Linked DNA regions of Mus musculus: regions 2, 3 and 4 are each linked to region 1. Evidence: chromatin loops called from intact Hi-C (ENCODE). Cell type or tissue: left cerebral cortex. All regions are shown on one strand. Each heading gives the region's core, and the rest is flanking DNA. Links, peaks and the distances in the headings are about the cores only.

Region 1 (8,151 bases), core at 3,221-5,720:
TCAGCCCGCTAAAGCTGGTTCAACACCCCTGTTGGGCACCTCCATTGAGTTTAAGACTTTTCTCCAGGGAGCACTTTGTTAGATGAGGCACCCAGAGGGCAAGGCACAAAGAAAGGAAGTGACATCTGTGAGCATCATCTGTGTGCCAGGCATTGGGTAGAGCCTTATCATTACAATATAAGAATACGAACAAACATTCGTCCCATGTGCTTCGCTCTAACTGCTTTGCATATCTCCATTCATCCAACCCTCACATCAACCACAAGAAGTAAATACAATTTAAATCCCTGTTTTTTTATTGGTAAATATGTAAGAAAGAGTATTATTGTTTCTACTTATTAGATGAGGTCACAGTGAGCCAGGATAAGAATGGGGACACAGTCCCATAGCCAATGAATGAATACCTGTGACCCACACACCTCTCTCATCTTGTTGCAGACTCCCTTGCCTGGCCTAGAATCCTGATGCTTGTGAAAGCTGCATTAGGCGTACATCCAAACTTCCAGGTTGGTAGGGGACCACAATGGCCATCCTTCTCTTCCTTTTAACCTCCCCCAAGTTACAGATTTCAGCAAATGCTTAAACCTGGGCCAGGTTAAATGGTTAGCTGCGTTGAAACCTGGATCCTTGACTTCTTCTCCTAAATCACCTATATTATTTCTTTGACCGTTAGCAATAGAACCAAAATTAATGATTTTAAAGTCAAGGTGTAAATTATAAAAACAAGAGGTTCCAGGCACTGTAGACCTGGAGGAGGCTGGTCTACCTTGTCAGCAAAGGTGTGTTTTTTTCTTTCTTTTTCTTTTCTCTCCTTTCTTCTTATTTTGATCAACCACCCTACCCAGGGCTTCATATCTGCTAGGCAAATGCTGTGCATCACTGAGTTGTATCCCAAGACTTCTTTTTATTTTGAGATGGGATCTCAAAACAGTGTTCTGCAGGCTGGCCTTGACTGTATACCCGGTGGCCCAGGCAGGTCTTAAATTTTCAGTCCCCCTTAACACCGGTGCTGGGAACTGAGATTGGATCCTCACAGAGAGCTGTCCATGTTCTTAACCATTCAGTTATCTCTCCCACAGAGGGGCTAAGCCACCCTCTCTTCATCTAGTTGAAATGGAATACCTGTTTCCATATGAAAATGGCTCCCATCCGGGGTTCTAAGGACACATGGAAAGCAGTTCACTTTCAGTGTCAGCAGGTCTGCGCCCACCGACCAGCATCTGCTCCTGTATGGCTCTGTCTTTGCATGGCTGCTACAGTCAGTGACATGCCCAGACACTAGAAGACTGAAAGCAAAGCAAAACAAAACAAAACAAAACCAAAACCCCAGAAGGGCAGAGGGTGTCCCTTCTTGTTAAGTACCTAATCTGGAATGACAGATGACATCTCAGGACTGAACAGAATCTCATTTGTCTTTCACTACAGGGGAGCCTGCAAATGGAAGCCTCTAGCTCAGGGCTCCTCATCCTGTATTTTGTAACCCTTTTGGCAAACTTCTATCTCCAAAAATATTTACAGTACCACTCATAACAGTAGCAAAATTACCATTATGAAATAGCAAGGAAACTAATTTTATGGTTGGGCTCACCACAACATGAGAAACTATGTTAAAGTCTCACAGCATTAGGAAGGCTGAGAACTACTGCATTGCCTGGCCAATCACATAGCAACATGTTCCTTATTATACTGTAGTACCTGTTAAAACTATTTCTAAAGAAAACATTGTGTCAAGGGCAAATTGGGTTGTAGCATTTTTACTCCACCTTTTGAGGATTTAGACCTTTTTCTTTTCAGCTTCTTCTGTTTCTACCTGGCCTGGGCAATAGGGTGTTCCCAGTTGTGAATCTTTGACAAGATAGATGTCATGTGCATTTTTTTCTACAAGCTATTTTATGCACATGTGAGCCTTGCCTTTATGTATGTTTGTGCCCCATGGGCGAGCCTGGTGCTCATAAAGAACAGAATAGCACATTTGGATACCCTGGGGCTGAAGCCAAAGACAGCTGTGAGCCACCATGTGGGTGGTAGGGATTGAACCCAGTTTCTCTGGAAGAGCAGCTAGTGCTTTTAACTGCTGAGCAACCTCTCCAGCCTGCTGTCATCTGTCTTAAAGTTAAATGGCACCACTAAAAGTTCTGCTGTCTGCTTGGCCTTATGGTCAATGTTTAATCCCAATAGTTTGGTAGATTTTGGGGTGTTTAGCTGTTAAGTGCAGCTACTGACAAAGTGGCAAATCAGGCCAAATGCTGCATGAATCATTCAACGCACACAGGCACCAGCGTGCCAAATTGTGGTTTATGGGTTATATTTTGGGAGAACTTAATCTCTTACTCACAAATCCAGCATTTACATTAAATCACACTTAGGCTTTCTGTGATTTCTATCGTCCTAGAGAAGGATTTAACTGGCCTGTGTTGGATGCTGTCAGCTTCCTCTCCTAACCAGCATCATAGCTCACCTGAATTTAAGCTGAAACTGGAAATGTAGGGGGACAAGAAGAGCTAGGGTGGCTGACCTCATTTGCTGACCTTGTTTTCCAAGGAAACTTTCCAAGGTCAGCATGGTCATTGGATATAGAACATGGTTCCAGCTTCAGTCTGTAGACTCTTACATTACCAGTCAAACCCACTAATTATACAGGTACTAATGACACCTTTCAATGGGCAGGATCATTTATGGTATTTTAAGAATACCCTATCTTTTGCTGATTAGCTCTAGAGAGCTAGAGATAGCAACTCTCTCTGACATAAGACACCTGTGTGTCAAGAGAGGAGAGAAGGGATATGGAAAAATTCCAGGCTTTCCCACACAAGCTAGGTTTCTAGGGATCTATAGACATGTCAACAGTCTCCCTTCTGTTTTGGTTTGAATCTTACACATGTCCCATCCCCCCCCCCCCCATGCATACGTCTTGAAAGTCTGGTCCCCAACCTGTGGCTGTTTTTGGAAGTTCTAGAAATGTTGAGAGGTAAAGGCCTAGTTAAAGGGTCACTGAGGGAGTTCCTGGAGATTTGCTATACCTGGATCCCCCCTCTCTGCTCATTTATCCTTTGTGATATGAACATGAGCTGAATCCACAATGCCCCCTCCACAGCATCAAGCACTAAAACTACGAGACAGTATAAATCTAACTTCTTTAAATGGATTCTGAAGACTTCAGGTCTTAATGAAGTAAAAGTAAAGAATACATCTCACCCATGAAAATTCCGTTATATCCTACTTCCAAGAATATCAGATTCCTATCCCTAGAGCCTGTAAATGTTGTATACAGACTCAAGTTCTTGGAGATGTGATCAGCTACAGATCTTTAGATGAGATCGTTATCCTGAGTCCCTAGATAGGCTACATCCTCCCACACATGTTATAGGAGAAAGGCAAAGAGAGATTTAATCAACATACACAAACAATATACAATATAGGTGCAGAGGCAGAGACTGAAGTAGCGTAGCCACAGGCTGAGGAGTGCCTATATCGAGAAGAAGCAACGTTCTTCCCTAGCTTCCCTAGAGCTTTGGCTCTCCACCTTCCTAATGCTGCAAACCCTTAATCCAGGTCTCATGTGGTGACCTGACCCATGAAATTACCCCGTTGCTTCTTTATAACTCTAATTTTACTACTGTTATGAACCATACTGTAATACCTGGAATACATAAAGGAATCCTAAAGTAGTCACTACCCATAGGTTGAGAACCAATGCCCTAGAGACTATGGACCTGGTGACATGTGATGTTTTGACCCGCTTCACTGTGACAGCGGGCATTCCCAACATGCTAAGACATCAAATCTATAGCAATTTGTTTCCACAGCCACAGGGAACAAGTATAGATCTCCCTCCTTCGTAAGAGAAAATCCCTGGTACCAGCATCTTATCTACCCCAGTTCCTTGCAGGTAGGTATGGTCCTTTGCACCGTAGGGCTGAGCCAAGGGTTCAGATATAAGACTCTCAAGCTATAGAAACTGCTCTGTTCTTCGATGTGTTTGACAGACAGGTGAATTTCTCGTGTGTCTGAGGAAGGCCAGCACTGGGGAGGAAATTCCGGGATGCACATCACGTATCTTAGCTCTGCTGTCTGTTCTCCCAGCTATTCTGCAAGTGACTGAGGTCTTTTTAGCGGACTGACTTTCTGTGCACAGGACTGAGTTGCTTTTACAGTGTAGCGAAAACCCTGGCTGATCCACAGCCCCCTCGTTTAAGCGGACAGTTCATTAGATCGGGAGCAGAGGCGATGATCTCATCTTTGAAAAGGAGATGAGAAAACATACTCGATACACTGTGCCTTCCGCTTTGCCTTTGCTTCTGAGACGTCATGGCTGGGCGCCACCTTTGTGCCTGCCGTGTCATCTGTTTTAATATGTATGGCAAGTGCCTGTTCAATACATAGTTGATTTTATTAAGTAGCATTTTTCAATAGTAAAATTGACTAGCTCCAGTTTTGCTGACAGTCACTTTGCGTCATGAACTAAAGTGATTCAACTTACCTCAAAACTGCCTCAGTTTGCTGTGTATTTGTTGTACCCGTTAAATTGATCATAAAAGACTTTCCACAAAAAGGCCTTTCATTCCATCCATACTCTACTCTAGATGCCTGTTTTTATAAGGTCAAAATGGAAATAAAACTGTGCTGGAGTGCTTTAAAAATACCATTTCATGAGTAATATGTGTGAGACAGAATTTCTGAGTCTGTTTGCCAAGCTGCCATCAATCTGTCACCTCAAAATATTTTCCCCAGCCTTCCCCACATTTGGCAGCCTCACTGCCACTGACTGAATGTGGGTGAGGTTGTGATGACAGGGCTTTTGAGAAGCCTGAAGATGCACAGGGAGACAGAAACCCTGGAAGCGTAATTGTGAGGAAGATGGATCCCTTCAGGTGTTCAAACCGATGGCTATTGAGACTGCACTGTGGTCAGGGATGCAGTCAGCAAGGGAACTTGCAAGGGTGGGGGTTAGGGAAGACACTGAGCAGTTCTGGAAGGGAGGGAGGGAGCAGAGGAGGGAGAGAGAAGAGGGCAGAGGGAAAGGAGGAGGGAGGGAAGAAGGGAGAAAAGGAGGGAGTAAAGGAAGAAAGGAGGGAGGGAGAAAAGGAGGGAGGGAAGGACCTTATATGCTGTCCCACTTCATGTGCTGTTCGGAACCACCTCAGATGCTGTCCCATCTCAGATGCTGTCCTCCTCATATATTGTCCTCCTCCTCAGATGCTGTCCCACCTCAGATGCTGTCCCCTTCTCATATGCTGTCCTCACCTCAGATGCTGCCCCACCTCAGATGCTGTCCCACCTCAGATGCTGTCCTCCTCATATATTGTCCTCCTCCTCAGATGCTGTCCCCTTCTCATATGCTGTCCCCACCTCAGATACTGTCCCACCTCAGATGCTGTCCCACCTCAGATGCTGTCTCCACCTCAGATGCTGTCCCCACCTCAGATCTGTCCCACCTCAGATGCTGTCCCACCTCAGATGCTGTCCCCACCTCAGATCTGTCCCACCTCAGATGCTGTCCACCTCAGATTCTGTCTCTACCTCATATGTGGTCCTCACCTCATACACAGCCCACCATGCCTTCTCACCAGGAGCTAAATAAGTCCACCCCTCTTTAAGCTGTTCTGCCAGGTGTTTAGTCACAGAAACGAGGGAAATGACTATGTAGAGGATATACGGTTGCACAGCCTTCTCAAAGCACACTCATGAGAGGGTTGCTGTCTTATGGAGCTTGTGCTACCAATATTCTTGGCCTTGAAAAAACAGTTCAGCAACCGGGGGGATACCACAGAGATATTTCTCTCGTATTGTCTTCTTCAGCTGTCCCTCCAGGAGAGATTTCCTCCTAGATTTTGTCCCTTGGCAAGTTCAGGGGTTGCCATAATATAACTTGGTAGAATATACTGTAATTTTTCTCTGAGTTGCATATAGTTTAACTATTTCTATTTGGGAAAAGTAAACTCTATGTCTGTCCTTTGCTCCTCCCCCAGATTTCATCCTCCAGTGAGCATGCTCTCTGTCTGCAAAAGGATGAATTGAGGACACTTAAGCCGTCCCTTCCTATTTAGGATCCTTGGGTCATCTGCTGTCCCTTCTGTGATGTCTTCTGAGTCCAATAATCTATAAACTCAAAGCCATTTGCTTTCTCCCCCATCATAAGTAGGCAAACAACATGTTATATCAAAGCAAAGAAAGCTAGCCATAGACTCCAGTTGGGGAATGATAAATTCCCGGAAGCAGGGACTACAGGGACTTGTTTCCTTGCCTATGTAAATTCCATGAAATTTCCCTCTTACCTTAGAAGCTTGCATGTTCCCTGGCTTTGCTATTTGACTTTTCTCCTTGGCATCATTCTCCAGTCTACATCTGAAATGGGTAGTTAAAGAGCGTGCCCGCCTCCATGATTGCTGGTCCAGTCAAGGATTATACAAGCCTACCTTATAATCACTGTCTGCTGCCTCTCAGAATAGGCTCCTGCCCTGGTTTCTTCCAGTTGGCTTCCTGTACTTGCCTTTTCTCTGTGTTTCCTTTCACCTCTCATCTCCTTCCATCTTGGCTCGTAACCTGAACAACTCTTTGCAGAGTTCGTATCTGTACCTGCTGAACGTAGTCAGTAACCAGGAGATACACTCATATTTGCTAGGCCTTTACCCAACCACATGTACCTAGAGGGCACATGAGCTGCTTCTCATCACGTGGCAGGTTATAGTTTTGCCAGATATGGTGTTTACCACACCATAGGATCATGACATTTTCATGAAAACCTCATATTGTCTCCAATTTTCAACTGACTACCTACCAAGACACTGATCGACATGTAAGGTAAATATTCCAAACCATGGTTTCAGGTATTTGCTCCATGTCACAATAATCAAGAAAACAGAGATTTAAAAAAAAAACTAGGTGCAATTTCTTATTAGGAGAAATTTAAATCTTCGGGAAATTTTTTTGTAAGAAAATAGTGTGTGGTGTTGGTTAGTGAAGCTTTTAAAAGTTCTAAACAAAGGAATTCTTGACTACAAGGTAAGACCTAGTAAGTGTATAATAATACTGCTTGTGATGACAAACCAGAAATACCCAACTATTCACCCTAATAAAGACAATCACATTTCCTTGTATTTATTTCACAGAATACTGTTCACCAGTGGGATACAGTGTGCGACAGCAGCTATTACTGTCTATTGCTTTTAAAAATGCAATATTAAATAAAAGTAATTCCAGAAGAAACCTACAGGGCACCTGTGTATAAAACATTGGAAAACGGAAAAGTGTGTTTGAAGGATGACCATGGTGATGTAATTGCAAAGAGGAATAACACAACCATCAAAACGCAGAATAATGAATGAGCAGAGAGGGAAATCCGCTAAGGGAAGACACAAACTCGTCTCTGATCTTCGAAGGTGGTCAGAGATTGTGGATTGTTTGCTTCAGTTATTTCTAAATTCCCACATGAGTTAACTCACTCTTTGAATAGAAGTTTCAGCATTAGGTTTGTAACTTCTAGTTCCTTTCGTGTGTGTGTGTGTGTGTGTGTGTGTGTGTGTGTGTGTGTGCCGAGGTTGAACCTCGGACTTAAGCATACAAAAAAACCCTGCAGTACTAGTGAGATTCATCTCAGGCAGCAATTCTAGGTTTTAAAAGAATGTCAACTACACAACAGAAAGTTGGTGTTGTGGAGGACAAGTGACTGTGGCCATGTGGAACACTCTGTATTTTAGGATATTATCAGCTGTCCTGTTTGGCATCAGCTTCTTAGATGCCTTCCTACCACGATGAGCCTTCACAAAAGGGGTTGGAAAAAGGCAGGTGACTGTATGCATTAGAGAGGAGGCTGTGGGTATTTTTGTGGGCACTGATCTAATAGTTATAAGATATTCTGTTATTGTGGTTTGTGTGTGTGTGTCAGTGCCTGCCTGCCTGTTCATGAGTGTTTATTTGTATATGTAGGCTCACACATGTGTGTGCATGCGTGTATGTGCATGTGTACACATGTGAGTGTCTGCCTATGTGGGCACTGTGAACAAGCACATGTGCGCGCGTATGTGTGTGTGCATGTGTGTATGTGTTGTATATATGTACATGGATGTATTTGTGTATGTGTGTGTATGCACATGACATGTACATGTGTGCATGTGTACATCCACGTATGTACACACTATGTATCATTTTTAA
Region 2 (8,151 bases), core at 1-2,500, 340 kb after region 1:
CAGGAGGTGGCAGCGGAAAGGAAGGAAAGCAAAGCCCAGATCACCCCAGTACAAGTCAGGCTGGACGCCATCTTCCAACAGGCAGTGCAATGAGGGTCCGCTGTGATTGCACTAAAGGTGTGAAGGAAGGCGTGTAGTCACAAGAAACTCCCAGGTAGTCCACCGCTCTTCAAGGCGTATGTAGCTACTTGCCGTAACAGAGTTTCAGTATTACCGCGATCAGCTTCTCATACTTTGGAGTGAAGATGGCTGGTGGCCCCTGGTAAAATGGAATAGGAAACAAGGAAAGCTAAGTATGTCTAGCATATTTACACGTCTCAAGAAGCTCCACGGTTTTCATTTAGGAAACTTCAAACTTCCTTCAACGCTTCAAAAGTGGGAAGAACTAATTCTCTCCATACGCATCTCTATACAAGTTTTGCCAAACTAGCTCAAAGCTTTTCCACGTCTTTATCTCCTGTAAAAATGCTCCCAAATTAACTCTGACAGCTATTTACTTAAAGAAACGAATGGCTTCTATTTGCCAAGCCAGTGAATTCATTTCACATACTCACATTAAAAGCAATGTAGCATTTTTTACTAGCAGGAGACATAATTCCGGATATTAAAATAAAATGGACCATACAGTAGTTTGTTTATTTGGCTTGCAAGTTCACACTTAGTTTCTAGCCACTCCTCGGCATCACTTGATGAGTGTGCCAACCAAGCAACATGATAGTGGGAACTTCATACAATTACAGAAGTACTGTAAATTTAACTAACAGTATTCACCACTCAGGTGTATACATTGGATATATAGTTACACACCCCCAGTTACTGTAAATTTAACTAACAGTATTCACCACTCGGGTGTATATATCGGGTGATATATAGTTACACACCCCCAGTACTCGATAACACTAAAAACGCCTTCTGTCTTAATTTTCCGGGGCAAATGTGTTCACGCCTCCTATTTTGACTCCTTGGCTTCAGTGCTTTCACCTGCTGGCCATTTCAGACCAAGCACTCACTCTTTTCCAATACCTAATGTCAAGTCAGCTATTCAAAAGGGTTCGATGAGGTGGGCTGGCTTGCACACCTGGCTACACTCTCCACAAAGAACACAGAAGAACACCCCCACCCCGTCGGGTTCCATCTGCAAACTGCTTCCAAACTCCAGTCTCCTACACTTTGCTCGCCCTCTGTTCTGGATTCTACCCAAAGGGGAGCTCCCTCTGGCTACGGTTTTTAAAATCGTGTCAGCTGTGAGCAGAGGCTGAAGTTGAGTTGGTCTGGGGGTTACCATTAAAGGTGGGGAGTGGGAAGAAAGGGACCTCTTTCTCAGCTGGAGTGAGTTACCCTAGTCCAGATGAACTTAAACCCACCATCCTCCCCCAAAACTGCTAGACGCACGCACCGCACCCTGGAGCACACAGGAACACACACAATGATCTCTGGATGCAAAGCGGCACGGGGAAGTTCTTGCAGCCGGCTCTGAGAAAGGGACGGATAAGGATGGAAAGGAAGGCAGCACCCCCCGGAGGCCGACAGGACCTCAGCTGAACTATGCCACTCGGAAAGACAGGAGGGACCCGGGCACGGGGCCCCGGGGCGCGCTACTTACCCGGTCGGGCGGCGGCCGCGGTCCCTCGCGAGTCCCGGGCGCAGCACAACTTGCTGTCTTTCCCTGGCGGGGACAGCGCGGCACCAAAGAAGACTGTCTTTCTTGCCTTTGCCACTATCCCGACGGAGATCGAGGCGAGTCTGGAGAGCTGGGGTGGAGGGTCAGGGGGACCCACCCGGAGAGCCCGCCGGCTGCGGCCGTGCGGCCCGGGAACACGGTGGATGCCGGCTCCAGCTTTGGCAGGCGAGGCACGCGCCGCCTCTTCCCCGCCCTCCCTTTGCCGCTGTCCCCTCCCCTCGGCCCCGCCGCGCAGTCCTGGACGCGCGAGAGTGGGGGCGGCAGACAGACTGAGAATCCAGGGAGAAAGTTGCTCGCCTTCCCCGCAGCTCCCCGGGGGCGCCGAGGCCACACCCGACCCCTGTTTGCTTTTCTGGGTCAAACCCTGGGGTCTGGGGCTGCAGTGTTCGCGCGGCCTTTATGAGGACCAGGATGGGAAGTAGCCTCAGAGATGGGGAGAGCGATGTCTATGAGCTTTAAGGGGCTCTTGAGAAGTGGTCACTTTGGAGGGCAGAGAGCATGACGGGTGTGGACATAGGAAAGAGAAGGCTGGGCACGCCATGCGAGGCTGCTGGATTCCGTGGGGGCAAAGCCAGAAAGAAAGAAGGCAGGCTACTCCCCTGCCAGCCTCTCCCAACAGCTGCAAACCTTTGGGAACTTCTTTCAAGACATTTCTCTTCCTCTTTTTCCTCTTCCTCTTTCCTGGGTTTCCCCCCACTCCCTTACCTCCCCTCTCACCCTCTCTCCTCTTTCTGCTACCCTCCTTTCTCCTCCCGTCCCCTTCCCTGCCTCTTACCCACTCCACTCCCCAACCCATGATCAGCTTTAACATCTATCTACACAACCTTTGAATTTCCTTTCTGAAATCTGCTCCTTTTGATTTCTTCTCAGGCCCTGCCCAGTTCTGACTTGCCATCAGCCTTTTTAACCCTTCGGAAGCCAGAGCCGTATTCTGTGGGTGACTGACTGACCTCTGGAGTCTCCACAGAGGACAGTTATTTTAGGAAGCTGCCATCTGGGACCAGCAACTTTTGAAGTACATACTTGCCTAGATGCAGTTTTTGTGATGTGCCTTTTTCAAAGCAGCTGGAAGTAATAACTGGGTAGGAATATATTTCATAATAAAATTTCGAGTGCACCATTGAATTGGGCGGCATCAGCTGGAGACAGGTTGTTTCAGGATTGTTTGAAAGGTTTTAAGTGATTGATTCCAAGCCTTTCCTTTGTAGGAATAGGATACAGGTAATGAGCCTCCCAGGAAAGCGATGTAATACACATTAAGTTTATCACAATAGTCTTGAGAAGAGGAAAGAATAGTTCCTGGGAGACATTTGGCAGAGTCTGGAGATATTTGGGGTAAGCATGACCCATAGACTGGGAAGGCCCTACTGGCAGCCAGTCCATAAAGCCAGGAGTCTGCTCTGTAACTACACAGGGCACACCCAGAATCATCTAGCTTGAAGTGTGAGTAGGGCCAAGGCTGGGAAGTCATGTTTCAAAATGTCACATGGTTTTTAGCTCACCCATGAACCTCAGGTTTAGAGATCTGGATTTGAAGTTTTCCTTTGTTAACGTACGTTTTTTAACTCTGCTTGTGCAAATCACCAGTTATTGAGCATGGTGGCCATATAATAACAGGTCTGACTTGTAGCTAAATACCACCGCCTGGCTATCACATATCTCATATCTATGTAATGTGGAGGTAGCAGATACCAGCCTAGACAAAATTATACAGTGGCAGCCAGACTCACCCACACACAAACACTCACTCACACACTACCCACCGGGTATCCAGTCTAGGACACTTTCTCAAGCTTAGAGGAGCTTGAGAAAGTGACATGGATTGCCAAGGAGGCGTCCGTTGCAAATTCTTTCATTACTGCGTGTCAGTACACTGGGTGTATGAATAGATGACTTCATCTAATTCTCAAAAAAAGGGAGAGAAAAGCCACGAAGGCAGTTATCATTTCACAGAGAAACAGCTGATTAACCTGTAAGCATATGATTAAAACACAGACTTCTAAAAAAAAGAAATCTCATTATTTGCATTCTATTAAGTAATGTAAACATTACCGGAGAGGTTTGGCTAATATGAAAAAGGAAGAAATGAAGAAGTCAAAAGCTTAGAATCCTATCAGAATGAAATATTCATCATGTGTGGAGTCCTTGTGGGCTGCACTTCCTGGGACTCGACATTCCAACTCAGACGAGTCTGTCCCCTCATTTGTAAAACAGAGCTTGAAACCAATTCCATTTAATGTTTCTGAACTGTCAGTGTGATGGCAATATGGGCACTCCTACCTCGGAGAAGGGAGGTAGGGGTCATCTAATCTGTGCAAGTGGGTGACTGCACAGATGAGGTGACAGGTCTGGATCCTTCCAGTGTCTCACTCAAGGCAGCTATAGAATCACAACTCATTTCTTTTTCATCCCACCATATAATTATCTTCTCAAGCTATAAAATCTTCTGAATTACCCTCCAGATTCTGGCATGTATACTTTACCAGCACATGCATTATGCTATCTTTGAAAACCTTTGCATTCGATTTACATCTTCAAAGGATCCCTAAGTTTCTTCACAGCCGGAAGTTCCCACACAGCAGATGCTGATGTACCTCCTGCTCCAGGCTCGGGAGCAGAATGTTTGCCTTAAGCAGGGCTATTGAGTAGTCAGATGGTATCATGGAGGTATGGGAGACTGTGGGCATTCATGACAACACTTTCAGTTGCTTATCCAATGTTACTTCCAATCCCGCCCCCTTTGTTCAACAGATGCTCCTCTGACTTCCCTTAAACTCCGTGGTGGTTACTCAATGTCCCTGTAGCCAATGAATCTACTAAGGAGAACTTGGGGGAAAATACTCCGTGCTCAAGCAGGGAAGCCTGAGAGATTGTTTCCCCCATCTTCCTGGCTGTCTTTGCTCCTGTTCTTAAAGCATTAAATGTTTGGCATTACAACAACCATCTTGTATTTATGAGAATAGGAAGGCTATAGGGACATGACCCAACATTCTCACAATGTCAGCTCCTTATTTCCTTTTGAATTTTCTTTCTGATGGAATGATGGGCATGTGCCACCATGCCTAGACCCTTGTGAATAGTCCTGAGTAAACAATAAAGTGTTCATATGGTTTAAATCACCGTAAGTTGCGTGTTTCTTCTAATAACTGTATCTCTCATTAAGCACTATGGATACTGCATATGCTCAATGACAGTAATATACACAAGTCAACTTGGTACTATGGTGCTTGGCAAGGTGGGTACAGCAGAGCCTCACTAACTGAAAGTGGACAGAAGAATTAATGAACAGATTAACATCATGTGATTGCTATACTTGCTGTGGTGCAAGTGGAATTTCCTTTAAACAAATAAGGTATGCTACATAAGTCACTGATGTAGTGGTGAAACACGGGGAACAGAACCAAGCACTTCTGACCCCCGGGGAGAGGAACAAGAGATTTCTTTAGTTCCTATCTGCTGGAATCACCGTTGTCTAGCTGGTCCACCTTCACATCCTGTTCTCTCTTCCCCATCTTTTTCTCTTAAGAAAGCAGCAAAAGCTAAAAATCTTCTTTTCTAGCCTACACATAGGGTCAAGTGGAGATGTCACAGTTCTGAGAAATGATGATGGGGCCTTTGCATGCAGTCTCTTCTGGGCCAGAATCAGATATGATGGCCATCTAACCACAAAGTGCCCATGTTCCAGTTGTGGGATGATAGGTATGATGATAAAATTCAACACTGCAGGAATGATGATACCAGATATAGAAAGAATCAGGATTCTTTTTTTCTTTTTAGGTTTATTTATTTATTATATCTAAGTACAGTGTAGCTGTCTTCAGACATACCAGAAGAGGCTGTCAGATTTCATTACGGATGGTTGTGAGCCACCATGTGGTTGCTGGGATTTGAACTCAGGACCTTTGAAAGAGCAGTCAGTGCTCTTAACTGCTGAGCCATCTCTCCAGCCCCAAGAATCAGGATTCTTGATGCCTTCAGTTGATTACTGGATTACATCTGGGGCATGGGGGATAGTCATTGTATTTGAAACACAAGCTTTTCTCAAAGCACAGCAATAGAAACAGGAATAGTCTTAAACACAGTTTATAGAAGTCAGACCTACGAATAATGCAGAGAGGGAAGTTCTTATTGTTGTAAGTTTATCTGATATAAAGGTTTCCCTTGAAGCGCAGGCAGGAAGGCTGTAGGTACCTAAGAAAACTGTAGACAGGACAGGTGCTGATGGGACCAGGGAGGAGAAGTTTACCTGGCTACTCATTCCTGGAATGCCCGTCAGCTCTTCACCAATGAGAAAACATTCCTGAAGGGCACTGCTCCACCCGCACAACTGCAGTTAGTACAGAAGCAGTGAACTGCTCTCTTTCCCTCCTTGTGAACCAACCCCTCTGCTTCCTACATCCCATCTTGAGACTGATTTGAAAGGCTACTGTGAAAGTATCTTACTCCATTTTGTCAACCTTAGCCACAGGGAACAAGGTTCCTGGCCCCTATTTGAAGTCGTGTGACCAATGCTAACATGCCATTCGTACTCTTAGCACAGCTATACCAAATGGGGTTGGCCCATCCCACTTCCTGTGAATGTCCTTTAGTGCTTTTGTAGACTTGCGTCACCTTACCCGGCAGTCTACTTATGTACAATTTCTAAGCATAGCAAGCTGTATGACTATTCCCCAGAACACGCGTGGAAATAATGTGTATACTGCCTCTGATCCACTCCCAGCGGTGCTGTCTGCAAATTACCTTGAAAATGTAAAATGTCATGTAATTTCTATATATTATCCCCTTACACATTAAAGTAGCAGACAAATCTTAAATCAATAATTTATTCATAAGTTGGAAAATGTGAGGTATTAAATCACATTTAATATACTAAGGGTTTCACACTGAGCTGTCAAAATGGGAAATGACCACAATACATATTTTAGCTAGATGGCCAGTATGCATTGTGCATAGTTAGGTTTCTAATGAATCATGGTTTCTGTGCTACTATAAAATTATTATTCTTTTCTTTCACCATCATCTCAGGAGTGGTCTGTGGTTTCTATTTTTCTTTTCACAGTATGTAAAGAGATGTATTTTATGAGGACAGTTGACAGTAGATAAGAATTGTTGTCATATTTTGTAGGGTTTTAAGGCAGTGTATTGTTAGACATCCTAGACAGGGCTTTCAACTCACAGCAATTCTCCTGCCTCAGCCTACCAGGTGCTGCGGTGTCAGGCATATGCCATCATTCCCTGAAAGAGTTAATTTGTATGCACAATAATAGAGACTAGCAGTCGGTTGTAACCTCTGAGAATTTTGAAATCTTAATTCTCCCCATCACACAGTAAAGGATATTTGTGGACCGATATGTTAATAGACTGAACTAACAAAAGAAAGTTACAGTTGAAACTTGATATCATAATTCCCCAGAGGAAGTGGTTTCCTATTTTAGCTGTAGTGAAATGGAAGACTTCTCCCCAGCTCTCTGGTTTCCTACAAACCCTGGCCTCTGCACGCATGCCTGCCAACTAGACAAACTGAAGGGTCAGGAGAAGCCGGGTACCTAGTGACTCTCCCACACCAGCAGGAGACTCTGAACCCAGGAATCCTGCTCTGATCACACTGCAGAGACGGAGAAGAATGGCCATGCGTGCAGTGCCCAGGGTTCAGGGCAAAGACGTGTTTGCCCCTCACCAGGTGACAGGCTTCAATTAGCCACCAGCAGTGAAATGGACAGCACTCTGGGCTCTACCTGTCACTTTGTCCCCTTCAATTTGTTCGGATTTCAGATGAAGAAAATTATTATTATTTGCTGCCCTCCTTCAGAGACCAAGTGGGATTGATCATGTTCATTTAGCCTTTATTTGTTTGTTTGTTTATTTATTTATTTATTTTGCTGAGAGTTTGCTGGGAGCTCCAGAGTGGGGCCCGTAAGACACAGAGAAAACAAGGAAACTAATGTTCCAAGTTGGCATTGAGCTGAACTGCCAAAGATTGTCTCCTAAATGCTCTACTCAGTTGACTTGCCAACTAGAGTGAACGGGTGAATGAGATGGAATGGCGGTTGGCTAGTTATATCTCCAAAGATCAATATCTCTGCATGGTGAAAGCTAGAGAGTGCAGGCAACGTGACAAGTGCAGAAGATAAGGGATAAAAACAGAGTTAGAAGCAGGATACAGCGTCGAATGTAGCCAGACACCGGAACGGCACGAGGAAGCACTCACACACGCACACATGCATGCATGCATACACACTTGAGCACACAAAGAGAAAGAGAAAGGTGGGGGGGGGGCAGAAAATGAGGGGAAGGGGAAGCAGGAGGGAGCTGAGAGGGACCCATAATTTCTTTTTCTACTTGAACTTACTTTGGACTCAAAGCGCCCGAAGGCCTAACTACAAGAAAAGTTCTCTGAACCTCAGGAGGCTGACCTTGGCCTCCTACTTCTACCTTTATTGATGGAGGTGCCCACATTGCTATTTGTTTCC
Region 3 (8,151 bases), core at 3,199-5,698, 67 kb after region 1:
ATTGGAGGATCTTTTAGCAAGGCCCTCTTTCCTTTCCTTCCCTAGAACTCTACCTTAACACTGTTTTCAAGTAACAGGGGGGTTAGGAGGAACAGTGAATCCCCTTTCTAACTTTCATGAATTCATCTCCCAATTCAAGCTAACTCCTCAAAGAAAACTGGAAGAAACCCATTTCCGTACCCCAAGTTCCTTTCCTGTAGAATGACAACAGAAAGTTTTCCAGCATCTAGAGATTTCTCTCAGCTCTCTCCACTGACAGGCTAACTGGGCACACCCTGATTGGTCTCTGTGTTTTTCTCTGCTCATTCGGCTCCACCCACTCACTCGCATATCCTCAGACAAGTCCAGGATCAGCACTGCAGCGCCCTGGGAACTCCACTTCTTCTCTAGCTGTCCTGTGTCCCACTCTTTACTTCATACAGGCTTCTCCCCAGATGTCACTCACCCCTGTGCTATTAAACGCTTGACTGGAGACAAGGGGCTGATATATGTGAGGTGGGAAAGCTGTAAGGTTGGTACTGGGCACAGTGAGCAGGGATTGTGGCAGGCAAGATCCTGTCTTACGGTTTCCAGGAGCAAAGGCGGAGTTAGAAAAAGTTGGTTTGGGGGCTGGTGAGATGACTCAGTGGGTAAGAGCACTGACTGCTCTTCCGAAGGTCCCGAGTTCAAATCCCAGCAACCACATGGTGGCTCACAATCACCTGTAATGAGATCTGACGCTCTCTTCTGGTGTGTCTGAAGACAGCTACAGTGTACTTATGTATAATAATAAATAAATCTTTTAAAAAAGAGAAAAAGTTGGTTTGAATAACTTCAGAAAAGCTCAGTAATCAATAACTGAATTTGGGTGAAGGAGCAAGGACAATATTGACCTCAAATAGGAGAGTCCATGGAGGGGGCCAGCATTATGGGAAAGCTCACCCTCAGGACCGTTATTAAGTGTCATCAGGAATTGGATAAACCTAGGGGATACTGTCCCTCCAGGCTCAGCCAGAGCCCAGAAGTCGAAGCATGAGAATATAGAAAATGAAAGGTTACTGTAAGTGGCAGAGATATTTTCTTTAGCTGATCTTCACCTCTGTCCCTTTCTCCTGAATTTACAGTTATTACACTTCAACAAAGTCACCTGACACTCTCAGTAGTGTCCCCTGAAAGAATATGACAATATTGAAACTTGTACAGTTTTATTGAGGTCACAGCTATATCTCCAGAAGAAGAGGAGAGTGTAGATGCTCCTCAATGCTCCTGCCAGTAGATGATTGCATGTGTGTGCATAAATAGCTTGGTATGTGATTTTCAGTGACAACACTAGATGTGCATGGCTTATCAGCCCCAGACTATATTATGTAAGGTGATACATTCTCCAAGAAGGTGCTGATAATTAAAAGTACCTCTGCTGATAACAGAGATTGATTTTAAAATATGTGGCAATAATTTTAAATATTTTTCAGGAGATGTAAGAATGTAAAACTAGCATTTCTAGATTAAACAACACTGTGATGCAAATTATGTAAGTCTGCATTAGAAGTTATCTTACTGTTACTTCAGTTATGATTTTGAGGTGTGTAACTAAACAGCCCATCAAATACTTATATCTCTGAAAAGGTATGTGCTGCCTCACCTTATGCCACTTTTACACAGGATGGAATCATCCGAGCAGAGGGAACTCCAATTGAGAAAATGCCTCTGTAAGATATGGCCATAGGCAAGCCTGTAGAGTATTTGCTTAATCAATGATTGATAGGGGAGGGCCCAGCCCATTTTGGGTGGGGCCATCCTTGAGCTGGTGGTTCAGGCTGTGCAAACCAAAATGAAAAACCAGTCAGTAAGCAGCATCCCTCCATGGCCTCTACATCAGCTCCTGCCTCCAGGTTCTCACCCTGTGTGAGTTCCTGTCCTGACTTCCTTCGGTGATGGACTATGGATGTGGAAGTGTAAGCCAAACAAATCCTTTCCTATCCAAGTTGCTTTTAGCCATGGTTTTTCATCATAACAACAGTAACCCTGACTAAGATAATGTGTATAGTCAAGTTGGACAAGAATAATTTTGGGAACATTTCATAAAGATTGCTTCACATTCAAGTCCACAAAACACTTTTGCCTCCTTATGTCAGGGTATGCTAATGTCCTACAAGAGAAGTTTTGCTAAAAAAAATACTCTTTGCTAAATAGCACATTTTCAGACTGAAGTGATGTCAGCCATGAGAATATTAGTTTCATAGCCAATGCCCTATTTCTTTTTCCTCATCTTGGAAGAGAAAGAGATCTTAAGTCCTTCATACAAGAATAGATTGAAAGGCCGAACACACAGAGGTCACCCAAGAGAGAGGTAGCTTCCCTGTGGCAACAACTACTCAAGAACAGTGTTTGGGTTGCTGTCTATCTGACAACTGGATGATATATTTTCAGTAGGATGAGTTACCCAACATCCAAATGGTCCTGAAGAAAGAATGTGCTGAGCCAAATGGAACTCAGTGCATCACCACCATCCTTAGAACATCCATAGGAGGGTTCTGTGTGTCAGCCCCAGAAGAGGGATTCCGCTGGTCTGAGGTAAGGCCATGGAATCTTTAAACAAAGTGTCATGGTCAACATCTGCGGGCCTCGGGAAGAAGTAGATGCCAGATTTGGTCGATTTGGGAGGAGTTTTGGTACTCCATGCTGGGGCAGCTGAAAGGAAAAATGAGGTATTGGTACCTTTAACAAGTCAATTAACCCTGTTCCCCACACCCATTTCCCACTGATTTATCTTTTCAAATATATACATGACATTTCTTTATAAGACGGATGTGGGCAGATAGAAGCTGACGGCCTACAGAATACTCAGAGCTGTCTGTAGTCTTCCTTCTTTTCTAGATTGGATTCTTGAAAACTGCTTGCTTCTAATCCACTTGGGCAGTGACTCATTTATAATAGACACTTTCCTCTTTTCTGGAAAATAGGAAAAAATGTGATGATTGGGCCAGAGAGATGGCTGGGTTGTTGAGTGCTCACTTCCTTTGCAAGAGCAAAGACCAGGTCTTGAGTCCCCAGAATCCATGTACAACATGTGGGTATACCTGGTCAGAGTACAGAGAGTAAGGGTCTGTGGAATGCTAAGCCACAAATGGGACATGTGTATTGTATCATTAACTTGCAGTAGTGCAGTGGTTCTCATCCCTGTGGGTCATCACCCCTTTGAGGGGTCATATCAGCTATTTACATCATGATTCATAACAGTAGCAAAACTACAGTTATGAAGTAGCAACAAAAATAGCTTTACGGTTAGGGGTCACCACAACAGGAGGTGTTAAAGGGTTTACAGTATTTAGGAAGGCTGAGAACACCATAGTAGAGGGATGTAGAAAGATCATGAGTTAAAGGTGATGGGGGGTGAGGGGGATACTATGCTCATAGTCTCATGAACTCACAGCGGCTGTGGTTTTCTCAGCAAGGCTTGCACTAGATCAGTAGCCCCATCAGTAGCTGAGGCAGTCAATGCCAGGTGGATAATCCCACACACCTGTGCATATACAAAGCACAATTAGAGTCAGTGGATTTTTTTTTAACTGTAATGAGAATATGAAGTAGGAAAGAGAGTGTGGGTGTTTGGAAGCAGTTGTAGGGGAGGAGAATGGATATAATAATACAATGCATATATGTATAAAGTGCTCAAATAACTAAAGTATGTATTTTTAAAACCTAGCCATGGTGACATCACTATAGTCCCAATTCTGGAAATATGGAAGTCAAGTGAATTCTTGGAGCTTGCTGGCCTGTCAGCATAGCCTTCTTGGTGAGCTTCAGGCCATAGAGAGACCTTGTCTCAAAAATAGATGGTTCCTGAAGAATAACACCCAGGATTGACCCATGGCCCCCATATCAGATATATTCTCATGCATGCACACTTGCGCATATATGTACAAGCACACACATGAAAACAAGAGTAATTATCGAGAGTGGTCTTCTTGCTGGCCATGCTGTTTTCTGGGTGCTCAGAGAGCAGTATCAGTCATCATGCCTTGACATGGTCTGTGGCAGATGGTACCCATTTAAGCTTCCAAGCCAGACAGTAATTGCTCCTGACTCCAGATGGGACATGGAACTTATTTCTAAATGCATACATATCTCTGTGGCCTGCATATGTATGAGACTCCTGTGATTTAACTTGCTTTATACATTATAGAACACAAAATGCTCCATTTTCATGTTATACAGGTGATTCTGATAAGAAAGTAATAATATTTCAAACAAGAAATTGAGTCTGTGTGTTTTAGCGATAAAGAAAGAAAGGGAGAGTAAAAGGAAGAGGGACAGAAGGGAGGAAGGGTGAGGGGAGGGGGTGGGGGAAGAGGAGGAGGAGGAGGAGGAGGAGGAGGAGGAGAAGGAGGAGGGAGAAGAATGACCACTGAATTAGAGTAGAAAGAAAATCCTGAAGCGGTCTTTGGGTAATGTGTGCTAATACTGCAGTCTGAAAACTCAGTTGAATTAAACACCTAATCTGCATATTTGCATTTGGAAATGTTTCTATTGGCATTCATGTCTTGGCAAGCGCTAATCTTCTCTCAGTAGCAAGATTTTATCATCTGCAGCTCCAAGAAAAAAGAGCCAAACACACGTGACTGGAAATCCCTTCTTAGAGGCACCCAACTGTAACCATCCACAAAATTGTGTAAGATTACCCAGAAATAATCATTATTGCCGTTTCAGATTTGACCTCTTAGCTTTTCATTTATTTCTATTTTCAGTGTGTTGAATTCAAGAAAAAGGGATCTGGAGACAAAGACTATATTAACTTTTACTGAAGGAATGTTTATTAGAAGACGCTTCATCCCAGGCCTCTGGATTTCTGTGTATTTCATGAGCAGCAGTACTGGCTTCTTTTATTCTGAATTATATTTTCAAGTTATTGATAGAGCAGCACCGTGGAAGCTAGAGATGCTATCTCTACCCATGGCAAAAGGTAGATTTATTGTCTGATATAATAGAATAACATGTTATGATTTTGTCCTTGTAATATCTTCTCATAGCCTATATCCTGAAGGCTTGGCCACTCATCTGTGGCACTCTGGGAGATGGTAACGTCCTTAAGAGGTAGGAACTAGTGGAGAAAACTTTGGTCCATATCCTTGTGGAAGGGAGATTAGATCACCTGGGGCATGACCCTTTCAGGGATCCTGGGAAGCCCGCTGTATCCTTTCTCTTTCCTGCTTCCTGGATGACATCAGTTCGTGAGCAGCTTTGTCCCACGCTGTCCTTACACGGTGTGATTCTGCCTCACCACAAGCTTAGGGACCACGGGACCTGGTAATCAAAAGACAAAATAGTAGAGCACACAACACAAAAGAAGCTTTCTTCTTTTAGGGCGATTTATGTCCAACATTATTTTACCGCACCCACAGAAAGCTGACTATCAGGAAACATTACCTTCCAGGACAATGGTCCATTACCTAGGTCGAGGGCCCCTCACCTCAACATATCTCTCTTGTATAATGCGACTCATGCATCTAAGTGCCACTGGCTCTGTGCATCACCTTGTGATGAATGGAACTCAATCGATGCAAACCCGATAGTATTTTGCCACGCGATGTACAATCAATCGCTCTTTACCTTTGACGCAGGGCTCTCCTCCTTTTTCCAGTATTCATAAAGCTAAGGTGGATTAGATTAGTTTGCCAGCTGGCATATAGAAGAGAATCTTAGAACCTCTGTAGTACCGGGCATCATAGCAGTGGAGATGGAATGCCATAGACATGATTTCTGGAAGGAGTGATGGAGATTTACTGGGCCAGTCCAAAGGATTGCGGGAATCTATAGAGAATATTTTGACTAGTGCAGTCAAAAGATAGACGGGTGCTTCTCAATCTTATCATTTGTTAATGAGGTCACCCTCAATAATAATTAAAAATTAATTAAAAATCGGCATGGTGGTAAAATGAGGAACAATTTGTATTTGAAAGCTTGGTACTCTGTAGGTGGCGCTGTTGGTGGTGCTGTAGGTGGCGCTGTTTGGGGAGGTACAAACAACTTAGGATGTGAGGCCTTTCAGGAGGGGGGGGGGTGTCAGTGGGGGTAGGTCTTTAGGATTTACCTCACTACTAGTTCAGTCTCTGCTTCCTGTGAGTGTGGCATAGATATGATCTCTCAGCTTTCTTCTGCCACAATGCCTTCCTTGCCATTATGAACATCTAGTTCTCTGAAACCATCAACCCCCGAAGCACTTTCTTCTGTAAGTTGATTTTGGCCATGGTGTTTTATAACAGCCACAGAAAAGTAAGTCATACCGCTAACGGGGACAGTTAAGCATTGTTGTTTATTATTCTGTTCAAGTTTTAGCATCAAAATTTTACTGACTTCATAAAACAACCTGGGATGTATTCCATTCCTTTCTTCCCTCTGGAAAACTTTGTATAAATTTCAAATATTTAAAAGATTTATGAAGCTGCATATATCTAGAATTTTCATTGAGGGAAATTCTAAATTTGTAGATTCACATTTCTTAGCAGGTATAGACTTACACCAGTTTTACATTAATAATTTTGTTCATTTCTATGATCTATGTTTGGTAATTCTAAATATTTGGGATATATATATATTTCACCTGGAGTCCATCAATCACACTCATTATTTTTGTCAAATGAGAAACATTATTGTTCTTCATGTTACATTTCTTCTATCCTTGCCTAAGGCTTCTTTTAGCTTTAACTGTTATTCACTTTAAATATTCTTTTGAGATTTTTATTTTATGCATATGAATGTTGACCTGGATGTCTGTACTATACCATTTGTGCCAAGGACCAGCCTCAGCTTGAAAAGGGGTTCTGAGAGAAGAGGTGTCTGGGAGTGGCAAAAAGAATAATTTGAAGTCAAATTGTGGATCCGAGCTGATGACCTGTGTTCTGCTTGAGACAGTTTTTCCAGTCTGCTTCTCTCTATGTTCTGCTTTCTCTTTGGAGAATTTTAGAGAATTTATATTTATATATATATATGTATATCCATATATATTCTATAATTTTGGAGAATCTATATTCTGCTTGCCTGCTATTCTAAGAGATCTCTCTGTCCATGCTCTGCTCGTTCGGGGTGTGTGTGTGTGTGTGTGTGTGTGTGTGTGTGTGTGTGTTCTCCAAGCAGTTCTCATTTTATCCTAAAAAAGTTCTCTGGATAGCTCATTTCCTGCAGAACACATGTCCAGTCTTTTATTTTACATATCAATCCAGTCATTTACTTCAGGTTTTCCTTTTGATAATCTGTGTTCCAGGACCTCACCCCTTAGATTCTTAGGAGACTATAAGCTTACATTTTTTTTCTTCTTATCATTGCAAAAGGATCCAGAGATCTGCCTGCCTTTCTTAAGCATAACTGAAAAGCTAACTGGGTGGGACCCTACCCTGAAATTACCATTTTTACCAAGCCTGAGCCTAACCTTAATCTGTCCCTAGGCTGATCCTGAGCTCAGGAATCTATCTGCTTTGTAAACATAAACAACAACACTCAGCTAGGTGGAATCTCCTGCAGCCACCACTCCCTAAATCTCTCCCTTAGCATCTTTCTGACAAGCTGGCTCACGGCGCACTGCTTTTGTTCCTTTAGATTCATGAAGCTCCTCATATCATTCATATTGCATCCTTATTTTTTTTTTGCATAGTTGATAAATCATATATTTCTGAACTCATGTATTTAGAGGTCTTTCCCATAGCCTGTCCTGAAGGCCCCAGTGTTTACCACTTTCCCTAGACATAACCACACCCTCAACTCCTGGACTTGTGCCGTCTCTAATTATGGAGCCATTAACATAACCGGAAGAACGTTCCTCAGAAGGAAAGAGTCGTCCACGGCTAGTGGGCTCAGAAAATATGTACACTAACAAGCCCCGTGACCAGAGCAGCCATCGACAGACACTTGGTATACTGGGGCCCTGTCCCAGGGACAGGAACCATGTCACTATGTCCCCACCAGCTTGGCACTGGTGAAAGAAACAACTTGAGGTCAATTGTGGATACAAACTGACAGCTCTGTTACCTGCTTGAGCTAGCTCTCCAGATGGCTCTCTGTATGATAAGCTCTCTTGCTAGAAAAAAATTCTAAAAGCTCATCTCTTGCACCAAAGCCCAGTCTTTTATTCACATACCTGTTGATTGTCCACCCCAGGTTTTCTTTTGATTATCGTAT
Region 4 (2,500 bases), core at 1-2,500, 220 kb after region 1:
ACCACATGGCAAAAATGTAGATTAAAATAAATGGGTTGTCTTGAGTTATGATCTAGTCAGAAGAGAGCCTAGCTCTATGGCCAAGGTATTTGTAAATATATTTTGAGTCTGAGTCTTATTTCTGGGAGCATGAAACCGGGAGGCAGAACCAGGACTAACTTCTACAAGGTAGAGACATACAGACAGAAAGACAGACTGAAAGACAGAGAGGATGTGAGAGAGCCATGATGTCAGGAGAGACCTTTTAAAGAGTGTGAGTGTTACAGCTCCTAGGGACTGTGGAAATGTGCTGCACCTGGCAGTGCCAGGTGATGATGTGTCCGGTCCCTGAAGGGCACACTGGTGGAGTGCCTGATTTCTAAGAAGAAGAATGGGGCTGTCTCCTGAGTGTTTTTATGTTGGAGGTGTGGTGCCAATGAATTATACTAAGAGATGTTTTGAGTTCTTTGTTTTGGTTTTTCAAGACAGAGTTTCTCTGCATAGCTCTGATTGTCCTGGAACTCACTCCACAGACCAGGCTGACCTCAAACTCAGAGATCCTCCTGCTTCTGCTTCCGGTGTGCTGGGATTGAAGGTGTGTCCCACCACCCCCCAGCAAGATGATCATCTTTTTAAAGGAGTGTGCCTTAAAACATGCAAATTGGGTTACTGGAAATATTGCTCTGAGGAGGATTACCAGTGAGAGAAGGCTGACAAAAAAACCCTGCTGCTCTCCACCCTCCAGGCTTCTTCAGGTATGGCTTAGGGTTTTACTGCTGTGAACAGACACCATGACCAAGGCAACTCTTATAAGGACAACATCTAATTGGGGTTGGCTTACAGGTTCAGATGTTCAGTCCATTATCATCAAGGCAGAACATGGCAGCATCCAGGCAGGTATTGTGCAGCAGCTGGGAGTTCTACATCTTCATCTAAAGGCTGCTAGCAGAATACTGGCTTCCAGGCAGCTAGGATGAGGGTCTTACGGCCCATACCCACAGTGATACACCTACTCCAACATGGCCACACTTTCTAATAGTGCCACTCCCTGGGCCAAGTTTGTACAAAGCATCACAAGGTGCTTCCTCCTCTCTTGTGATACCATTCGCCACCAGACCTTCCCCTGAGGTCAGATGAATAATGGCATAAATCTTGGACTTCCAATCTCTGAAACTGAGCTAAATGAGTCTCCCTCAGGCACTGTGTTCCAGCAACCAGGGGAAAACCAAACCAAACCAAGGCCCAACAGCTTGAGAAGCCAAAATAAAATCTACTTAGAAACCTGCTGCTGGAGCATTTCCCCTTTGCAAAGTCTCAGCCCTACATCCAATGGTACACAATCTTTCCTAAGCTTACTACAAGCACTTGCCAGGAGTTCCTTACTGCCTTTTAGAGTTAGACACCACACAGCAGACAGCTTTGCAATGGGAAACGAAGCCACATGATTATTCCCTAGGTGACTAAGTCAGCAGCACCCATCTCAGCGCACAGCTTGACAGAGGTGGCTCTGTCTGTGAGTCTCCTGCCTCAGTCAAATGTACCGTGGGAGGAGTGTGTTATTCAGTTCTCTGTGTCTTAGAGCAGAACCTCAGCAGCTTATCCCTTCTCCCTTTTTATCTTTCTCTTCAGAAAGACTGGGGGTTGGGGAAGGCAGTATCTTAACACCATCTTTGCAAGGAGAAGAGGTGGTCCAACCTTTAGATACATGTCCCCAAAGGCTTATTTATCTACACTAACTGTTAAGCTAGGCCCTGAGCCTCCAAAGCACCATTCCCTTAGCAGGGCTGCTTTTAGACTCTGCTACAATCCCTATGCTTTGGTGACTGGCTGTTGTTTGATGTGCATGCTCCTCCATGTTCCGTATCGTGTCTCTGGGAATGTTTAGCAAATCCCAAATGTTTGGCTTTTGCTCTCAGCCACGTAGTTGTCAAATGTTTTAATGTCACAACCCTCTCTGTAAATTAACATTCCTGAATTCTACCATCCTAAGACTTCTAGGGAAAGCGAACAAGCCTTTATTAGGCAACAAATAAATGTGACACACTGTGCTATGGACTTTCTGTTTATGGCCTCTATGAAATGGAGAGTAGATATTGCTGTCAATGGTTTATATATAAAGAGACAAGTTCAGATGAGCCACAGGGTAGCTCTATAGATGCAGTCTTTCTCCACATCACCCACAAGAAAAAAAAAAAAAAACAAAACAAACCCCAACAGATTCCATCATTATTATCAGCTCACAGCAATAGAATATCAAGAGTGATGGGCTGTAATGATTCTGGTTATAGCAACAGCACACAGTCCGTCAGCACATGCTCACTGCAGTTCACCCACTGATGAATCTGACCAAGAAATTAGAACCTCGCATGACCCCAGTCTTCTCTAGCATCATGCCTATAACCATCTCCCAACTATAAAATCCCACCTTTCACTGTGAATTTACATACTTTCACAACTGGGTTGGAAACAGGCACAGCTGAGCTAAGGGATAAAATTCCATAGAAAGTGCTCAGTGGCGAGC

Evidence for each region. A loop is a pair of places that touch in the nucleus more often than their neighbours do. Peaks named below come from ENCODE experiments on the same cell type or tissue, not always from the same donor. Only the 100,000 strongest peaks of a DNase experiment are listed, where the experiment ranks them.
Region 2: a loop joins it to region 1, with 4 times the contacts of the local background. A loop is called at or near these places in 2 of 42 quality-filtered maps.
Region 3: it touches region 1 in a loop (2.1-fold over the local background); 2 of 42 quality-filtered maps call a loop at or near these places.
Region 4: it touches region 1 in a loop (3-fold over the local background); 2 of 42 quality-filtered maps call a loop at or near these places.

What each region holds. Positions count from the first base shown.
Region 1 is chr3:53,373,855-53,382,005 of GRCm38, reverse strand. No RefSeq gene overlaps it. Among named protein-coding and RNA genes, the nearest start is that of Gm40048, 18 kb to the left of the region's middle. In left cerebral cortex, for the core only: no CTCF peak of the experiment used is centred there; a DNase peak (open chromatin) is centred at 4,724.
Region 2 is chr3:53,035,227-53,043,377 of GRCm38, reverse strand. It overlaps Lhfp (lipoma HMGIC fusion partner), which reads right to left and starts at 1,831. Exons shown (of 4, transcript NM_175386.3): 1 at 1,604-1,831; 2 at 1-259. The coding sequence starts at 71. In left cerebral cortex, for the core only: a CTCF peak has its summit at 1,208; DNase peaks (open chromatin) are centred at 1,214, 1,487 and 1,815; H3K4me3 peaks cover 2,409 bases; H3K27ac peaks cover 1,159 bases.
Region 3 is chr3:53,306,665-53,314,815 of GRCm38, reverse strand. No RefSeq gene overlaps it. Among named protein-coding and RNA genes, the nearest start is that of Gm40048, 85 kb to the left of the region's middle. In left cerebral cortex, for the core only: no CTCF peak of the experiment used is centred there; DNase peaks (open chromatin) are centred at 3,573, 3,987 and 4,564; H3K27ac peaks cover 316 bases.
Region 4 is chr3:53,161,112-53,163,611 of GRCm38, reverse strand. The region is part of intron 2 of Lhfp (lipoma HMGIC fusion partner); the gene reads right to left. Among named protein-coding and RNA genes, the nearest start is that of C130075A20Rik, 70 kb to the right of the region's middle. In left cerebral cortex, for the core only: no CTCF peak of the experiment used is centred there; a DNase peak (open chromatin) is centred at 1,429; H3K27ac peaks cover 801 bases.